2 separate regions of the Homo sapiens genome follow, and region 1 is linked to region 2. A link is a contact called in ENCODE Hi-C or POLR2A ChIA-PET data. All regions are on one chromosome and are shown on one strand. Each heading gives the region's core, a stretch centred on a gene start or an enhancer-like site at or near the end of the contact. The rest is flanking DNA. Distances are from core to core; before and after follow the strand shown. Region 1 has its middle 380 kb from the start of GTSCR1. Region 2 has its middle 330 kb from the start of GTSCR1.

Region 1 (5,734 bases), core at 2,884-5,383, 55 kb after region 2:
GCCGCTACTGGAAATTCTTATAGAGTGAGGAAGATATTCAACTGACAAAGGCATTTTCAGTCATCATATTTTGTGGGTCCAGGCTTTCAAGTGTGAAGGTGAAAATTTTGGATATGTGGAAGAATATCAGCTGGATAAAAATAATACGCTGGTCTACATCGCAGTTTGCAGGCCCTGGCAAGACTGGACCTGTCGTCCAGATGGTTTACCTCATGGTCAGGAAGAAGAGTCATGCTGGCCCTCAGATGATTTAACACCCCCACTGTGGGCCATCCTCACAGATCAAAAGCAGTGGCAAGAGTTCCACATTCACTTCTCTGAGGTTAAATTGGTGTTGATAGGGAAGCATGCTTTCTCTTAAACTGTTTTTCAAATTTTATCTAACATGAATGAAATTCATCTTGCAACATTTGTAGTGCACAAAAGAGTAGCTATCGGAATGACCTGTGTTACTTTTGCTAACTGGGTTAAATATTTTGCTAGCTGGTTAAACGTTAATATTTACCAACATGGAACTCTAAGGGAGGATAAGTAAGAGTGCTTTTCTAAATTGGCACTGGCTCCACTGTAATTGGACTTTTCGAGATTTTTGTGTTTGGTTTCTTTATTCTTTACTCAGGTTTAAACCTTAGGAAGGGAAATCTTTGGTCTTAATACTTGTAAGTGATGAAGATTAGTTAAATGTTATGCTGACATATTTAAGAAATTTAAGATAATAGAGAAACAGTCTGACCCAAGAAAATGAAAATATGAAATGTTTAAATTAAGCTTTGAAAACCAGGTCAGGCCTGGCCCACATGGAATGAACAGTTAAGCATTTTAGCATTACAAAGCTAATTGGGCATATCCTTTGATATTTTTGATGCTCTACCATTTAAGAGCTGGTACTTTATAAAATATAAAAATGGGTGGTATTTTTATTTCTTTTGTAAAGTGATTTTTCAGTGTTCTGTTTGAAGTTTAGGGTGATCCTATTTCTATATAATACAATAATAGATTTCACTCTATTGATCTATCTACTTACAGCTTGGTTGAGGTTGTACATTCTAAGGATCAGTTCACATATGATACCTTGCCTGTAACAATGCTAATACAAAGTCTCTTTGCTAAAAAATTACTTCTGTGATACTTTTTTTGGATTAATAGATGCATTCAAGTTTTACATGAGGCCTAGAGCAAGAGAGAGTACTATAGCAAGTTCAAGCTATGGTTCAAGATGCTCAGAGAATAGATTATGATCTAAGAGATTGAATTGGGCTGGGCCTGATGGCTCAGCCTATAATCACAGCACTTTGGGAGGCTGAGGCAGATGGATCACTTGAGGTCAGGAGTTTGAGACCAGCCTGGCCAACATGGTGAAACCCGGTTTCTACTAAAAATACAAAAAAAAATTGCTGGGCATGGTGGTGTGCCTGTAATCCCACCTATCGGGAGGCTGAGGCAGGAGAATTGCTTGAACTCAAGAGGTAGAGGTTGCCGTGAGCCCAGATTGTGCCATTACACTCCAGCCTGGGCGACAGAGCAAGACTCAGTCTCAAAAAAAAAAAAAAAAAAAAAAGAAAGAAAGATTGGATTGTGCTGAAGATAAGTGTTATACCTGTAAATGTGAGTGACAGCACAGACCTCTAGAGTTCTCAAGCAGAGCCATACCCTCCATGGTACAAAGTAACTTTCCATTTAGAAAACATCTCTTAATGTGCTACTGGTCATTGATAGAACCTGACAACTGACAATGGGACATGGGGCAGAGCCTATGCAATCAAAATTTTGTGGCATGAGCTGGATATTATTAGATCCACTAATTCATAAGGACAGGTGATAGTTGAACAATCCATTAGATGAAGGACGTGAGTATTTGGAACTAGCTTGAGTTGTTTTAGGAGGAGTAAGTAAATTACATGAACAAGTGACTTAGACTCCCATGTTACCACCTTTGTGGTTCAGTTCATACCTGGGGCTTGCTGAGATTCCTCATGACCAAATAACTGAGGAGGAGTCTTGGTTCTTATTTACAAATGAATCTGTATGAGATATTAGAGCTAGCTAGCCAGAAATAAACTGCTACCATATCACACTCCCAAAGTAAGGCTGAAAGGTCAGTGGTGAACGGAAATCTTCTCTGTGGGCAAAGGTTGGTCTTCCAGTTGATACGGAAGAAAGGCAGCCTTAGGTAAACACACTTCAAATGCGAAATGGCTTGGTGAGTTGTTTTGAAGCCTAAAGAAACAAACCTGAAAAATCTGTCAATAGCAGAGATTGATGCTGAGCCCCTCATATATCACTGTTGCTCAGTCTAGAGTTTAGTTACTTGGCTAAGGTTGGTTTCTTAGTTTTCACAAATGCAATGTGATAAGATAGTAGTAACTAAAATTGGGTGAAGGTCATATAGGAACTCTCTGTACTATCGTTGTAACTTGTCTGTAAATCTAATATTCCAAAATAAATAGTTTATTACAAAAGAGTCAATGGCATGAATAAAATGAGAATAAACCTCATTTAGTGAAAATATCTGTTCTTTTCAAGATAAGTATGATTCAAGTACTGAGAAGGCCCATTGGAAAATTTCCTTTTACTTTTTCATCTTTTAAAAATTTCTGTTTGGTTAGCCAAGCACTGTTTAACCAAGAGTTGTCATGATTTAAATATATCAGTCCATACATTTAGATATCCAAACATTTTTTTCTTGATATTAGGTTCTATTCTAAAAAATAATATTTTCATCAAAATGTGCATCAAAACAACCTAGTTAAATAGATCTGAATATTTCTGAGAGAAGAGTAGAAATAAGCTCAATATAGCATTGATTTCACTATGCAATATTGAGCATATTATCCTCAAATGTATATTTTTATGCTGTCAATGAAATGAAATAAATGTATATTTTTATGCTGTCAAAGAAAAGAAATAAATGTATATTTCTATGCTGTCAATGAAATGAAACCAAAACAAAACAAAATAATACACTCATTATTTTTGGCACACAGTCCTCCTCTACTGCTTTCTTTCTGACTGTCAAATGCAGCAAAGAAGAACTGACTAAACCTGAGTAAATTCTGATTATATTGTGTGGGTGAGGGAAAAAATTCTAGAGTTGGGAAACTTGGATTCTGTGTTTCGAATAAATCACAAAACCTTGTTTAATATGGGTGTCTTCATAATATAGTACCTATCTCATAAGCTTTATGACCAGGTCTAAAAGTTAATGCATAAATTATTTGTAACGGTGCCTAACATCTAAGACAGCGCCCTAGAAATATAATTTAATGTTTTTGGAAATCCATTGTAACCAAATCCACTATTACTTAGAGTCTGCCAATTCTGTCTATACAAAGACCACCAAGAACATATCTGTACCTGAAAAAGTTGGGTTTATTGTTTATTGCAGAGAGAGAAGATGCATTCCATGGGGTTGGGCAACAGTTTTCAAATCTAGTACTCTTTTCACAGCATCTTGCTGACTAGATGGTATTTAGAAGTGCATGCTTCAGTTGCACCATGATGTTTAAAGAACTCTTCAAGCTGCCACCTGAAAACTGTCCTTGGAATCAGATGTAGAGTTGAGTCTGTTACACACCTGAAGTAGGATGTGTGTGTTAAAATCATGAGTATGGGACAGACGTGATCCTGCTTAACTGGTAGATACAGAAATCTTAGAGTTTCAGCATATGAACTCTTGTAGATACAAGCAACTCTGAACACCAGAGCAAAAACATGAATTCTGCCCTGCCCCAAGAGGGGTGGTAAATGACATGTCTATAGTGCTTCTTTGCTTAAGAATTGAAGAGCTGTATTTGCTATTTACAGGACGTAATGAATGACAGTTGGGAAACTTCTCTTTTAACCCTTTAAGTCTGTTGCATAGAAGTCAGCCCTTCTGATAACTTCTATTTTCCATTCCCTTGTTCCTCACTTTCTCTTTGATAGTCATTTTCTAATCACTCCCATTGTTGTTAGGTGGCTATTGATTTTCCAGTGATGACAATCTTTAAACAGTAGTTTACTTTCCCCAGGCTTTAGGTCATTCTGGAGCTATGTCCACCTATGTGAGCCCAGTACATATTTCACATGCCAGAGCTCTAAGTAAACTCTAAATAACAGAATATATGATGAGTGAAAATGTGCTCACAAGTAGCCTCACTCAGTGAATATGTAAGTACTAAAAGGGACTTTCTGGAGGCTTTGGCTTAAAACAGTGACTGTACTGAAGGGAATTTCAGACAGAATAGGAAACAATGGGCTATTTTGAAACAGATATGATCTTGTGCCGCCTCATGGATTCTCACATCCTCCAACTGCTGATAAGATTGTGATTAAATATTTTCTGTCAAGAAATTGCTGGAGAAAATTGCTGAACCATAACTATACTCCCAAGGCTATGAGGAACAAGCAGCCACCCTGCCGATGTGAATTTGCTTCTGTCTTTATGACATATATCTAATTCTATCTTGAAAGATTTGCTTGAATTGTCTTTTCATCCATTTCTTGATCCCTCTTAATTTTTCTCTCTAAATTACATCTTCATACATGTTTTCTTTCTGAAGAATAAAACATTCACTTATTTCAAGTAGTAAAACCAGTCGAAAAATCTCTCCTTATGTAACTTTTCACACTTGTAACTATTGTCATTCTCTCTAGAAAAACAAAATAGTCTTCTTAGTATTTTTTCTTTATACTCTTGTAGTAATTTTACAAAGTTAGGACTCTGAAAATGATTATGAAAAATGCCTTTCTCTGCCTTGGGGTATATGACTGATAGTGAATATTTACCATAAAACCAGTGGTTTTAATTTATCCACCAGTAACTTCATCTTTAATAATATGAAATTGGAAATGCCGACATTCTGTGGTGACAGTTTTGCTTCAATTGCTATGAGCTCGTATAAGTAATTGAAGAGACTTATAAAGGCAGTTATTTTCTATGTTCATTGTGAAAAATAATATCTAGTAAATGTGGTTTTTCTAATGGCAGCATGATCTCCCAAAAGTAATACTGGAGAAACTTAAAAAGCCAGAGAGAAATTCTGATTTTAGGAAGCAGCCATAATAGTATGAGAAATTCCTGGGGAGATTAAAGACTATCTTAAGCTGGCATATGAAGGGTAGGGTAGTCTGTGGGTAATTGCAGCCGGGGAAGAGGACAGGTTAAGAGGACAGTGAGGGCTTTGATTGGATAACTTTTTTTTTGGTAAACTTAAGGTATAAATTGCCCCCATCGCCTTTTCTCATCAGTTCTCCTGCCTCACACGATAACCGGTGTTCTGATTTTTATCACCATAGATGAGTTTGACCTATTCTTAAACTTAATATACACAGAATTATAAAGTATATATATTTCTCTGCCCGGTTTCTTTTACACAGCATGTCTGTGAGATTCATCCATGTTGTCAAATGTACCTGAGTTTATTCCATTTTATTGCTAGATCATGTTCCATTATATAAATAGAGCACAATATTTTTTTCCCTTTCTCTGGATAGACATTTGAGTTATGTCATGTTTTAGGCTATTATGGATAAACCATGCATGGATATTCTTTTGTGATGCTTTTTGTGGATATAAGCTTTTACTTACAAAGGAAACTGTTTGGAATGGAAATTCTGGGTCATAGTATGGGGCACAATGTATTACATTTTATAAGAAACTTTCAAAGAGTTTTCCAACACAGTTGTACCATTGTTAACATTTATCAGCAATGTATGAGAGTTCCAATTGCTCTACATTCTTTTCAAGATTTGG
Region 2 (6,632 bases), core at 2,908-5,407:
TTATGTACATTAAGGCATCAACTTAATACCATTTGACTCAGTATCATGTTGGTAATTATAAGGAAGAAAAACAACTCAAACACTGATGATGAAATAAAGTCCATACTCTGCAAGAATAAATGACAATATCTAGAAAAGTTGAAGATCTTACCTCCCTTAAAATTCAGTAATCAGAGTATGTAAAAAATGTTAATTGCAGCATTGTTTATCTATGAAAAGTAAAAGAAATACCTTACATGGCAGTCAACAGAAAAATGAATTAATTATACTGTATTATGTATGAAATTTCTGTCCATTGTTAAAATTAGACAAAATACAACTACTTGTGTCATAATAGCTAAATTTCAAAGACATAAAATGCATTAATAAAAGAATGTGTAAAATGATTCAACAATATGAAACATGTTTAAAGCCATGCAAAATATTTGTGGTTTTGTATATATGTAGTAAAATTATTTTTGAAAATATTTATTTCCAGTAACAAACATCAAATTTAGAGAAAGCAGAAAAAATAAAATTTTGTTTCCTCTGTAATATTTACCTAAGTTGTTTGTGGAATATATATTTTAAAACTATTATTTTTATATAACCTATATTTTTGAATACCCGAAATACAGACACAAATCTGCTTATATTGTTTTACTTTTGTGTTCTGTTTAGAAAAAAGAAATGCTGTAAGAAATTTTTGAGTGTATTTGTGTTTTCCACTGACACACTTTCATGACTATGACAATACTAAAGCTGATAATCTACGTTGTTCATTATAGCAAAACTTATTTAGCTTCTTTACTGGATTACTATGAATGCATACTTATTTCTGTAAATACCTTTTATATTTGTTTTCTCTGTGTCTATAAAATAATTTATGCTGAAATTGATAGTAAAGGGATGCGTGAGACGGCAAAACCCAGTTATTTTAGAATTCACTATATCATTTCTTAGGGATTCTATTCTGTTGATTTTCCCTCTGTTTTCTGTGTTATAATTATGTAAAACACATTAAAAGAATGTTTGACAACTGGTGCCTTTCATAGCGGGTGAGGTAGAAGTTAGTATTTTCAGATGAGCAGAGAATGCACCTGTTTTTGTTCACCACAATGTCTGTAATACTTAACACAGTGTCTGGCATATAGTAAAGATCCCAATAAATGCTGTTTGAAATAAAACACAGCACAAAAAAAACAAAAAACAAAAACAGAAGTGCATAAATTTCAAATTTCAAAAACAAAAATTGCATAAATGTTACTAAAATAAGTAAATCTAATAATAATGTACATAATTTTATAGCTTGTTATGGTTTTCATATTTTTAAATATAGATTTCATATGAAATACCACCAATATTTAAGATGGAGGATTAGTGTCCCATGAAAAGACATAGAAATATTTCACCCAGGGAAACAAGTGACTTCTTCAAGGTAGATACCAACTAAGAGGTAGAGGTGAGATTTGCATCCATGCCTTCATTCTTAATCAATAGCCATATCTTCTTATCAAAGTTAGTTTTGGAGATAAAAACAACTTTTGAGTATGTCTGTTCCAACCACCTCATTGGGAAATAGGAGATATGTGATCTAGAGATTAATCTTCTCAAGGTTGTATAGCTTGGGGATGTGAGATTTGGGACCAGAATCACAGTCCTTGGGTTGTTGTCATTTTAATTCTCCAAAAATATTCAAAGAGAAAGTATTAAACATATGTCACATAAACAAATATAAATTTTTGTGTACTCAGAATATTTTCTGATTATTGTATCTATATAATTCAGTTGTTCTAGAATTTTTAATATATCTTAAACACACAACTACATGAAAACTTAATTAAATCATCAACACCAATTTATAATTAAATTATATCAAACGTGAACTTAAGTGTGGTCAATTTCAAAAATAAGATGAATTTAGGACTCAAAAATATTGACATTTTAGGCAGATTTCTGGAAGGGACACACTTCAGTATAAAAATGTCAATGTGTATAGATCTTAAATTCTTTTTGGCTTTGAATTCATATAAAATCAAATGCCTCATTGTGGATAACTTATTTTTATGTTGGCCATGGAATAATGATAATAAAATTACCATTTACATTTAGATAATACAGAATTTTTAAAGCAAAATTTAAATTTTAATATAGCTCTGTGCCAGTAGCTGTTTTGTCAGTTGAAGAATCTGAATCCAAAAATTATACATGAAACTTAGAGCTTGGTTCTCCTGTCTCCCAGTCTAATAGTTTGTAACTATGATAAAAGACATAATTTCCTCATGTTAACTCCTAAACATATGGCAATACATGGACATAAACAAGAACATCATGAGTTGATAGAGTACTTGAAGCTAAATTTAGCAATTAACACATTCAATATTTTCCATGTACTATCACTGATCCAAGAATTTTACATTGATTATTTTATTCAATTATCAAAGCAACTTGAATAGTTAATGATGACTATTATCCAACTTATGTAAGAAAAAAATGAGATTTAGCAAGGTTGTTACTTGCAAAATGTTGAATACTCAGAAAGTAACAGAGCTGAGATTTGAGTGCAGAGGTAGTCTAGCTCTTGCACTCTTCTGCCTATATTAAAGAAGTGAGGAAAAAAATATAGGTGGAAGAGTTCAGAAAGGATAGATTGTACTTTGTTGATTTTATAGTCAAAAAGCCTGACAAAGTTTAAGGATATATAATATACCAGAATATATGCATTACAGATTTAATCCTTTTATACTTGTTTTATGCTGTGAGTATACACTTATCCTCTGGTTCACATAGAGCAATTTATTACATGTGCTCCATTGCTCACAAAGATAATAAACGTAGAAGAGGATAGGCTTTCAATAAAATTAGCAAGGGAGGTTCCTCTCCATAACATAGCATCTTGGCTCAAAAAATCTGGAGCCAAATAGCCTAGATTCAGATCCTAGCTCAAAACAATTACTAACTGTGTTACCTTGGTTAAATTTCTTAAGGTATTCCCCCAATACCTTAAGGTATTGGGGCTTACGGTATTGAGGCTTAAGGTATTACTTGGAGCCTCAGTTTTTTCTTCTGAAAAATGGGGATAAAAACACTTTCTATCTCATAGGATTGTAGCAAAGATTAAATGAGTTACCTTAGGGTAGTGTTAAGTCCACAGTACAAAACCATTAAAATTGCTAGAGGTCTTTAAAAAGTACTTGTATTAGTTAGCTTAGGTTGCAATAACAAAATAGTATAGACCAAATGGTTTGAACAAGAATTTATTTCTCACAGTTCTGGAGGCTGGAAAGTCCAAGATCATGCTATGGTGTTGGCCAATTAAGTTCCTGATGAGGGCTCTCTTTCTGGTTTGCTGATGGTCACCTTCTGGCTGTGTCCTCATATGGCAGAGAGGGAGTGAGTGAGAGAGAGATAGAGAGAGAAAGAGAGGGAGCAAAAGAGAGAGAGACAGAGAGGGGGTGAGAGAAAGAGAGAGAGAGAGTGAGAGAGAGAGAGAGAGAGAGAGGGAGAAGGTCTCTGGTGTCTCTTCTTATAAGGACACTAACCCCCAAATGAGGGCCCCATCCTCATGACCTCATCTAACCCTAATTAGCTCCCAAAGACCCCATCTTTAAACTCCATCATATTAGGGGCTAGTGGTTCCACATATGAATTTTAGGAGAACAGAATTCTATTAATAGCACTATTATTTATTACTTATGTGCCAGGCACTTGACAAATATCATCTAATTTTATCATCACATTAATCATGTGATGTTGGGCATTATTATTCCTGTTTTATACAGGAGGAACTTGGGCCAAGGTAGTCTGAAGGGATAGGGCCTGGTCACTACATCCTCCTCACTGAGGGAGCCCAGTGATGTAGTGTACTTTGGCGTCATTACCCACTGTTGTTTCCTTAAAACCATGTATATATCCCTCTATTAACAGCCTCTCAAATTACAGCATGGAATTGTCCTACTTTCCTGTTGGGATTCTGACTGATATAGTAATTGGGGGAAGAACAAGCCAGGAAACTTACCCTCAAAGTGGGATTCTGGGAGTGGGTGCCTCACATGTTTGAAGAGCTAGCAGATAGCCTCCCTACTGGAAGGAGACAGGGCCAGCATAATACAATGCATCTGGTGGCATCTCCATTTCCCAGATTCTCATCTGTGCTGGCACAGGGCAATGTGCAGGTGCAGCTGGAGGGTCAGATATCAAGACAGCTAATGGCAGTGACACTTAGTCACTATGGTGACTATACAATGGGAAAGATAGTAATCTGACTTCTAATGGAGCCAGACAGCAGACAGGAAACAGAGGAAATAAAAGCTGTTTGTGTCTAATAGAGAAAGCAAGAGGATAATCGGAAACTCATGTTGTTGACTTTGAAGAAGTCCCTCATCTCTGATATCTGCAAGACATACATGCCTACGGATCAAACCAAGAACCTGAGTATAAGGGTGGAAGAGCCAATTAAATCGTCAAACCCCACACTTGCGGAGAGAAGTGGGATGCTAATATCTGCTAAGAAGACAGATAGACAGTAACTGAGGACTCATCCTCCAAACCCTCTGAATCTCCCTCGATGAGAGGCAGATCCTCCGTACCCTGTCTGGGGAACCAGCTTCCTCTACATAAAGTGGACTCAGTAAATGTACCTGGGTCAGATTCTTTATATGGGGTGCCTGGTATATTGACTCCTCTTCTACTACTTGTCATTGCCACCAGGTTCATAGCTAGAATTATATCCCAGTGCATGAATAATAGACAGTATAAGGCCTGCCCCAAGAAGAGAACACATGAAACAGGAAAAGATATTTATTGCCATTATGCATTGCCATGATTACTCTTCACTGTCTAGTTTAAAGATAGTAACTGAGAATGGCACATGGATTCTCTGACCTCTGGAATATAAGCTATTATGAAGGAAAAGAAGAAGTTCTGGAACGAGTGTTCATGCTCCATCAAGGCAATAAGCCCAAAGCAATACCATGTCTCTGAGGGAAATGATGAAATTAGTGTCATTTTCAAAGGCTTCACAGATGCAGGGTTGCACTTCCTACCAAATCCCAATTTAAACTGCTTCTTTGGTTATGGCAAAAGCCAGATGGATCAGGAAGAAGGACAGGAAATTATTGTAACTTAATCAGATGGTGTTATCAATTTTAGCTGGATTTCTGGATGTGTTGTCTCTATTCTTACAAATCAGCACAGCCTCCGGCACCTGTTATTTTGCTCTTGATCTAGCAGATGCTCTTCCTCCATTGTTTTCAGTAGAAAGCAATTTGCTTCTAAAAGAGAGAGGAGTATACCTTAACTGAACAGCCTCAGAGCTGGGTCAGTCCTTCTGGTCCAGTCATAATAAAGTCCAGAAATATCTAGATTATTTTGAAATACCACTGAACAGTAAACTTAAAAAAAATTCATTAAGCTAATTGGACCCGTAAGTAGGAAATAGCAAGCGTGGTAGATAGTTTAGAAAGACACATGCCAGGGTCTACGAGATTAATCCTGCAAAGTGTCAGGGATTTGCCTCTTTGGTAAAGTTTCTAGGAATTTACTGGTTTTAGACACATCAGGTATCTTTTCAAGGCAAGAGACAAATCACCATGGTACATTCACACCCAGCAGGCCATATCTACAAGATAACCCAGTAGGTTGAGTGGGAAAGGGTTCCATAGTCCGAAGAATATAGCTGTCCTGATAATTGGGCCAGAGGACATCACACACTTAATGCTATTGGCACTGACTATGGAAGAGATGCAGTATAGAACACCTGTCATACCCCAATCCTCCCAATAGAAGGATAATAAAAACATCTTGACTTGCTACTGAGCATTGGTGGAGCTTCAGCAGCTGACCATGGGATACCAAGAAACTATGCCACTTTATGACAATTCAGGTCACAGATGCCAAGACAAGGTTTAAAATGCAGACTTGCTGGGAGAAATACTTGTAAGGGATAGGGAATGGGGGAAGCTGTGAGTCGGAGTAACTGGGAAGAGCATTCATTCAGATCACAATAAAGATGTGATAAGTGAAAAGAGAGAGGGGAGGCAGGAGCATTGAATAGAATAGTTCCAGATTGCAGTGCAATTCTGAGAAAGTTTTTTTCCCAGGCTGTTGGGAGGTCCAGGGCAAAAATTCACTATTAGTGTCCAGCACTGAGCAGAAATGACTCAACTCTAGTATTCCTGCTGTGCCCAGGCATCCACTAGGAGCAGCCCAGAGTCAGCAGGGCCTTGATGTTGATGCTGAAGCAGATCCTAAGGTGTGGCAAGAAGGGCTGTCAGTTGACGGCATACCTCACATCAGCATCTGGGGGAGATCTGAGGGCACACCACCCCCACCCACACTTCCTTTCATGAATTGATGTTTATATTGTTTCTCAAAACATGCACCTTCCATTATAAACTGGAAATGGTGAACATGAGATGGGCTCCTAACAGGTCTGGAAGGCTCAAGTAAACTTTAAGAGCAGGTGGCTCAGATATTCATGGTAATTAATCACCCTGTTTCAGCTTTGAGGGGGTTCCTATAACCTGATAATGGTCGACTAAAGACATTTCATGGTAAACTGGTGCCAGTTAAAACTGAGAGGCTGTGGAATTATGGCCTCATTCAGATTGGTGCTATAAGACATTGATGAAGAGAATGCCACGGGCAGAAGT

What was found. A loop is a pair of places that touch in the nucleus more often than their neighbours do. ChIA-PET counts read pairs that join two places held with the same protein, here RNA polymerase II (POLR2A). Pooled maps may share reads with other maps.
Region 1: a loop to region 2 is called in a map of endothelial cell of umbilical vein, with 8 times the contacts of the local background. The contact joins two enhancer-like sites. A Hi-C loop is called at or near these places in 3 of 168 maps with a recorded cell type or tissue (endothelial cell of umbilical vein, pancreas and posterior cingulate gyrus) and 2 of 50 pooled maps. POLR2A ChIA-PET finds 5 or more read pairs at or near these places in 1 of 52 experiments (activated CD4-positive, alpha-beta T cell).

What each region holds. Positions count from the first base shown.
Region 1 is chr18:71,032,803-71,038,536 of GRCh38, forward strand. It overlaps the pseudogene LOC100421257. Among named protein-coding and RNA genes, the nearest start is that of GTSCR1, 380 kb to the left of the region's middle. Within about 2 kb of position 4,134, at least 2 of the 41 ENCODE cell types and tissues checked have a DNase peak (open chromatin) inside an H3K27ac peak, as active enhancers do; they include endothelial cell of umbilical vein, where a contact is called at or near this core.
Region 2 is chr18:70,977,399-70,984,030 of GRCh38, forward strand. No RefSeq gene overlaps it. Among named protein-coding and RNA genes, the nearest start is that of GTSCR1, 330 kb to the left of the region's middle. Within about 2 kb of position 4,158, at least 2 of the 41 ENCODE cell types and tissues checked have a DNase peak (open chromatin) inside an H3K27ac peak, as active enhancers do; they include endothelial cell of umbilical vein, where a contact is called at or near this core.